Regions from separate parts of the Homo sapiens genome. Here region 1 is linked to region 2. Evidence: chromatin contacts called from ENCODE Hi-C or POLR2A ChIA-PET data. All regions are on one chromosome and are shown on one strand. The core of a region is the stretch at or near the end of the contact, and the rest is flanking DNA. Distances in the headings are between cores, read along the strand shown. Region 1 holds the start of TENT5A (terminal nucleotidyltransferase 5A). Region 2 holds the start of SLC17A5 (solute carrier family 17 member 5).

What was found. A loop is a pair of places that touch in the nucleus more often than their neighbours do. ChIA-PET counts read pairs that join two places held with the same protein, here RNA polymerase II (POLR2A). Pooled maps may share reads with other maps.
Region 1: a loop to region 2 is called in a pooled map, with 8 times the contacts of the local background. The contact joins the promoter of TENT5A here to the promoter of SLC17A5 in region 2. A Hi-C loop is called at or near these places in 3 of 50 pooled maps. POLR2A ChIA-PET finds 5 or more read pairs at or near these places in 2 of 52 experiments (B cell and naive thymus-derived CD4-positive, alpha-beta T cell).

Annotation. Positions count from the first base shown.
Region 1 is chr6:81,750,319-81,754,001 of GRCh38, forward strand. It overlaps TENT5A (terminal nucleotidyltransferase 5A), which reads right to left and starts at 2,363. Exons shown (of 3, transcript NM_017633.3): 1 at 2,113-2,363; 2 at 1,272-1,860; 3 at 1-153. The coding sequence starts at 1,823. RefSeq lists enhancers at 2,024-2,524, 3,385-3,434 and a silencer at 2,435-2,564.
Region 2 is chr6:73,652,157-73,655,651 of GRCh38, forward strand. SLC17A5 (solute carrier family 17 member 5) reads right to left here and starts at 1,836. Exons shown (of 11, transcript NM_012434.5): 1 at 1,637-1,836. The coding sequence starts at 1,730. RefSeq lists a silencer at 1,282-1,951 and an enhancer at 2,951-3,040.

The DNA of each region.
Region 1 (3,683 bases), core at 1,113-3,612, 8.1 Mb after region 2:
GATTTGAAAAGAATCTACACTGAATTCAAACTGCCTCCGGAGGGAATCCACAAATTTCAGTTCCACATTTTTGCCACTGTTGTTTGACAGGGATATAAGACTCCATCGGTCAGAGTCATTGCACACTTTAACCATTTTCTGCACATAAGCTTCCTACAATTTAAAAGATAAAACAAAATGAGCAAACCTAGAAAATAATAAATCAATAAATAAATACATCCTCTTCACAGCTGAGAATTATTTTGCTCTTTCCCTTTTGTTTTGTCAAGTTTCAGCCAAACACTACCTACAGGCTTAAACGGTCTTCTGAAAATAGAAAAAAAATACTTTTAACGAGTAGTTTTACTGTCTGGGAAAGGGACTAGAGGTAATAGTTTGAGGCTTTTGGCAGACGTAGCACAGTAGTAAGAGGTTTTGTTGTCATGTCTGACTTTTTAAGTGTTACTTTTTGAAAACGGTCTAATAGGCACAATATTCACACAGTATCCAAACAACATTCAAAAGACTCGGAAGGGCATTCAGCGGTAGGTTAGTCAGCCTCTCGCCCTTGTTCCAAGCCACCCAATTCCTCTCCGCCTGCGGCAATCAATGTTATCAGTATCTTGTGTGTCCCTCCAGGGGCACCCTGCAGTTACAATCAAATATAAACTAAATTATGACATTCCAGGAGCCTGCCTCCTCAGACAATTTTAACTAATCATATAAAACCCGTCTTGAACTAAAGTGGAGGGTGGGGAGGGGGTGCCACTATACCCTTAACATATGAACCAGCACGAAGAACCACCAGATAGACCTTTAACACGTAGTCAGCTGAATGCCGCTGTGAAATCTATTCACCTTTTCCAGTACAATAAAAAACTCATTGACTCACTTCTGCTTCAGGCTGTTATTTTCCCAAAGGCTAGACTCAAATATAATGACTCAAAAATTATTTACATCATTTCATTCTGCCAAGTATCAGAATCTACTCTGGACAAGACTCCAACAGGGAAAGCCAAGAGTTAAAACATAAGGAGAAAGAAGAGAAGAGAGGGCAGAGGAGGACCTGGGAGAAGAGTTGTAGCGCCAAAGCATCAAGTAAACTGAAACACTCAACACCGTCCACGCACGTCAGTTTACTGGTTTAAAAAATCAAAAATCAAAGAAATAACGCGCGCCCAAACTCGTGATGGCCACAGATTCATGGCATTTAACCGATGCCCCTCTGCCCGCTCCCCGTCACACCCGGCCCAGACTGGGTCAGGACCCAAGTGCATCTCGGGTGGTGTTACCTTGAGCGTGAGTGGTGTGATCTTCTCTTTGTTCACCCCCTCGGGTAAGAAGTCCAACAGGCAGTCCAGCACGACGTCCTTCACAGTCTGAAACTCCCCTTCCCCGCGCAGGTCGGCGCAGAAGATGAGGTCCAGGTCCTTGTAGCCCAGGCCGCTGTCCTGGTGCAGGACATGGCTGGCTGCCGAGCCGTTGAGGCGCACGTCGCGGACGCCAATGCGCTTCTCGGCCAGGCGCCGCCGCACCACCTTCACGATCAGGCTCGGCTGCAGCTCGAGCGTGGGGAAGTTGCCGCGCCCGTGAATCGGAATGGTCTCGCTCAGGATGCCGTCCAGCCGCTGCACTTGCTCCCAGTTCAGCACATTGCAGTGCGCCGTAGGGCTTTCGCAATAGTCCAAGCAATGCCCACCGAAGCTGCCGCCACCGCCGAAGTCGCCGCCGCCGAAGTCGCCGCCGCCGAAGTCGCCGCCGCCGAAGTCGCCGCCTAGGGGGATGTAGGGGCTGCAGGCCAGCTCGTCCTCAGACATGGCGAAGTACCCTTCACCCTCCGCCATGTAGTGCCCGCCGAGCGCCACTTGGCCCTGGTCAGTCCTAAAAAGAAAGGGAAAGGAGCGCGGTGAGGACGCGCGGCGGCGGAGAGCACGCGCGGCGGCGGAGAGCAGAGGCCCGCCAGGAAAAGAGCGCCCCCTCCCCCGATAGTTCCCTGACCCCGGGCCTCCTCGGAGACTCCCTCCCCCGGCCCTTACAGTCCCCAGCCGCGCACCGCGCCCCGCAGAGCAGCCCCGCACCAAAAGTATCTCTGATGCATCTGGAAAGCGCAAGCGAGAGTCCCGTCTGTGTCACCTGGAGGCGGCCGCCCCTTCTAGGAGCGCAGCGAGCGAGAGCGAAACCGAGAGGCGGCAACACTTCCAGGAGCTGCGAGCGCGCTCAGACAGCAAATAGCGACTTCGTCTTTCCCAGACCCCTGCCGCCTGCGCTCACCACTCCCTCCCCGCGACCCCTCCTGCGCCGCTGCCACCCCAGCTGCGGTGGTCCCGAACTGGCGGCTCTTGCTGCCACACACGCTCGTGTCTCTGGAGCTTTAGCAGTTGTGCGGGGAAAATGTCTTCAGTACTTTTTTTATACCGGGCTTCTCTGCGCTTCCGGGGCCCAGAGCGGCACGTTCGCCACACCCTCCTCATCTGCATAGGGCGCCGCCCCCTCTGCCCTCCCCCGCCCGCAGGGCACGCAGCTGACTAGCCCAGCAGTTAGTGCGGGACGACTGCCGGTGAGCGTGAGGTCCTGGGCTGTATGTGCGGATACTGTGTGCGCCCGTAGATGCGTGTATTTATACATACATTTAATTTATGTACGCCCCCTCCCACAAATCTCTTTTCATTTTCCCCAGGAGGAGACACTTTAAATGCCCCAGGAATCATAAGTGGTCATCAAAACCAGATCACGACTAAAATCCTGCAACTGCAGAAACTTCCCAAAATTCTCGCGGACTCAGCCCGTCTTTAGATCATCACGGTTGGGCTCCGGAGGTTCCTCACGACCGCTCTTTTAAACCTCGGTTTTTAGGTAGACCATTTACTCCATTGATAAACCCGATCCAAGTGTGGACTCATGAGTCCACTCTTGCACGCAAATCAGTCACGGCGCGTGAGTGGGAAGGGCTTGTTGATAACTGGGTTTCGATTCTCGAAACCTCGGGAAGCGCGCCGGGGAGCTCTGGGCGAGCCCGAGAAGGCGCGGGGGCGGCACCACGGGCCTCGGGCGTGCGCGGCTCCTGCGCACGAGTGGCTCCAAGGGGCCAGTACTTCGCGGGGGTCAGGGCGCGTCACGGAGCAGACGCGGGCGAGCAGCCAATGGCCGAGGACTGGGCGGGCCGAGTGGGCGCAGAGAGCGCGCCCGGGGAGTGCGTGCTGCCCCGGAGTCCAGGGAAAGGGCCGCTAGGTGTCCGGTGCCTTTGCTGCGAGTTCTCTGACAAAATTGGAGGCGGCGAAGCGCGTTCCTCGCGGCCCCCTAAAGTTTGGCCATTTTAAGTGCATCATAGTGTCAGTGGAATACGATTTGGTTTTCCACGAGACGTAAAAGTAGGAGTTTCAAGAATAAAATGAATTCTCTCCTCCAGCTTCGGTGACTTCGGCAGAGCTAATTCTACGCACGCTCACTCGCGCCACCACCACTCTTTGCTAGAAAGCTGTGGCCGTCTCTTCGGCAGCTCGCTGCCTCCATCAACTAACCCGGAGCAGCTTTCCCAGCGCCTAGACGCTGCCGGGGGCTGAGGTGGGGCAGAGGGGAGAATGCCAGGGTCACAGAATACTCCCCAAACCCTGCTCAGCCCTGCCCGCCCAGACTGGGAGGAAAAACAGCCCGCACCTCCTAACTGGGGGAGCCCCGGCCTAGTCACTCAAGCTGCGCGGCTCGGG
Region 2 (3,495 bases), core at 586-3,085:
AATAAAAAAGGAAATGGTTGTAACAAACGTAGCCACCTAAAGCCAGGAAGGACAGGGCCAGTACCATAAGATCCATACACTCAACACATGAATCAAGTAGGGATTGTTTTTAAAAGGGATGCTATAAGCTACTTTTTTAAAAATCAACTTTATTGAAGTATAATTTACGTGATAAATGTATACATTTGTCCATCTCAATCTTTATTGAGATGTATAACTTTTCTATCCACATCTCTGCTAACATTTGGTATTATCAGCCTTTTGGATTTTAGCTATTCTAGTGGGTGTATAGTGCCTCGTTGTAATTTTAATCTGCATTTTCCTGAGAATAATGTTTAACATTTGTGCTAAATTTTGATTATACATATACATATTTTTCAATTGTAACAATGTAATAATCTCTGGCAAATATCTTTATTATAACTTTTATTTCTGTATTTCTATATTATTTTATGAGGAATATTATACAATTTGAACACTACAAGCCACAGAAAATGATCAGTTTATGGAACTAAGTCCGACTTCCAGGTAAAACGTAACTATGGTATGGTATTTACAGTTTGTGTTGACTAAAATAAGCTCCCGGCTGCCAGATGGAGCTATAAGGTTGCCACCTCTACTGCCACCATCTGGTAACATTAAAAACAAATAAAAATATAGAAACTATACAATTCTGGGTTAGCCAAAGTCAAATTTCCAACACAACTCTTTCTCACGCACAGATCTTTGAAACTATAGAATGCATTCAAACTGATTTGTTCTTTAGTTTTCGTTACTTTTAAATAAACTATATTACAAAAGTGTCAAATAGCAAAATATTTTAATTTTCTCAAATTCAGGGAAGATGCTTTATGACGTACCTGCTTTTCGATTTGTTCCAAGACCTTTGGCAAATTACTTTAGAACTCCATAGGTATCTTGAGGATAACTGAACCTTTTCCTAACTTAAATCATAGACTGCCAGACGGAAAAAAAATGTCCTCGATGTTTTTAGTCTCTTACTGCACAATGTCAAGATATCAGCTGGGTTATACAATAGTTGCCCTCTGCATACTCACAAATGTTAACTCCAGTCCTTTTTTGTCTTCCCTCCCCGCCTAAGAAGCTACCAGGTCACATGCTGGCGGATACGCAGTGGCGGAAACCTAGCGGTGACAGGGAAGGACAGCCCTCTGCCTACTGATCTGCAGGTTTCTCCTCCAGTTTGCTCTTACACCGGGGTCCTCCGCTCGGACCTTAGCCCATTCATTTGATGATTCTCTCCCAGTTCGTTCTTCCACTGGGTCCCTTGCTCAGCACTACCCAAAATAACCACCAGCTCAGCGCCGGCTGCACCGCCGCTCCCCCGCCCCCGCCCCCGCCCCCGCCCCCGCCCGGTGGGGCTGCACCTGCCGAGGCCCCGGCTCGGCTCCGCGATCACGGTCGCGGCCCCCGGGGTTCCCGAGGGGCTTCTGCGCACCGAGGCAGGCGGGACTGAGCGGCACTCTGAACGGGCTCCCCTCTTAATGTCCCCTCGCGCCTGAGCAGCTCCGGTCCCGCCGGCGCAGGGTGCGGGTACCCGGGCCATGCCGGCCCAGAGACCGCCGCCCCCGGTACCGCTGCCCACTCGAAGCCCCTGGACGACCCCGCCGCTTACCGGCTTCGGCCCGTGGGGCGCCCGGTAGAAGAGGCGTGCGGTCCGTGCTCTCCTCGCCATCGTTCCGGGCCAGGTCTCGAACCGGAGACCTCATGACGCCTACGTGAGCAGGTGTACTCGCCACCTGGCAGAGAAGGGAGCGCCGGCCCGACAGCCCGAAGCCCCCGGGCCGAGCTGGCTGGACCGGGCGGGGCGGGGGCGATGACACCGCCCCGCGGCCACGTCTAGTCCCCGCGGTCCCGCCCAGAGGCGGCCGCGCCGACTCCGCCCCCGCCGCCATCTTAGGTGTGGGCAACTCTGGCTTGGGTTGGACTAGGGAAGCGGAGTTCTGGGAGTTCTCGTAGGATTGGCGCAAAGTGAGCCCGCTCCGCCCGCCGGTCTACGCATGCCGGGGAGCCGGTGTTCGGACGACCGTCTCCCGCTCCTGCACCCCCTTGTAAAGTGCAGGGGCCACCCTGCCCGCAGCGAGGATGAGTGGGGGCTTGCGGGCGGGCAGTGGGGACTTGAATTGCACATAATTAAGGGGAGGGCTTCGACCGAACTAGGGAAGTGGGTGGTGTGCATTTCACAACTTGACATTCGCTTGTTAGCGGTCAGTTGCCATACTGTTAGCAACCTTTGTACGATCTACCTCGTGACTGTGGCGGCATATTTACCTCGTGACTGTGGCGGCATATTGTCCCTAAAATAGCTTTTTTTTTTTTTTTTTTTTCTCCCAGGCAGGGTCTTGCTCTGTTGCCCAAGCTGGAATGCAGTGGCGCAATCGCAGCTCACTGCAACCTCCAACTCCTGGACTCAAGCGATTCTCTTCAGCTCCCCCAAGTAGCTGGGACTACAGGAGCATGCCACCACATCTGGCTAATTTTGTTTCTACTTTTTATTTTTGTAGAGGCTTGGTCTTATTATATTGCCCAAGCTGGTTTCGAACTCCTGGGCTCAAGCAATCCTCCTCGGCCTCCCAAAGTGCTGGGATTACAGGCGTGAGCCACTGCTCCTGGTCCTAAAATAGCTTTTAGGCGGAAAAACAGCAATGGAAATTTGTTGAGTCCTATGATGTTGCTGGTTTTATAGGTAAAAGTAATCAACATAGGTAGTTTCATATGGTTCGACCTATGGAATCCTCTGATGTATGTGTGCATGCTTTATCTCCACGATAGAATTTGGATAGATTGTGCTAGCATTTGCGGACTCTGAAAGTGAAACTAGGAAAACCCAGCTTGCCTTGGCAGGGCAGATCTGGATCCGCCAATAAAGGCTGTCTCTGTGGAGGTAGAAAATAAGATGTAGATGCTCTCGGAGAGTTTGGTGTAGACAGGGAAGACCCACAAGCCACTAATTCAGTAAACCAGGTTAGAAGCTTAGTGAGGTTCACGTGAGAACAAAGGGGAGGGTCCTTTACCTAGAAGGGAGGGCGAGGATTTCTGTAGGCATCCCTACCTCCAGATCAGTAAATGCTAGAAAAGTTCTCAAGTTAAAGCAGCAAATCAAGCCTTGTTTCTGAGTTACTGAATTACCATGTAGATTTTTACACTCTCTAAGGGTTGTAGAAAAATGCAATTTTCAAACTGGATTATGCAGAGTCACCTGGCAAATCCTTTTAAAATGTAGATTCAGATTCAGCAGATCTGGTGTGATGGTTAATTTTATGTGTTAACTTGCTGGTTGTCTTTGGATGAGGTTAACACTAAAATCATTGAACTCTGGGTAAAGATGGCTGCCTTCCATAATCTGGGTGGGCTTCCTTCAATCAGTTGAAGGCCTATCTAGAATAAAAAATCCGACTCCCCCACTTCTCTTGCCCAAGCAAGGGAGACTTCTCCAGCAGAGTGTCCTCAGACTTCATCTGCACCACAGGTCCT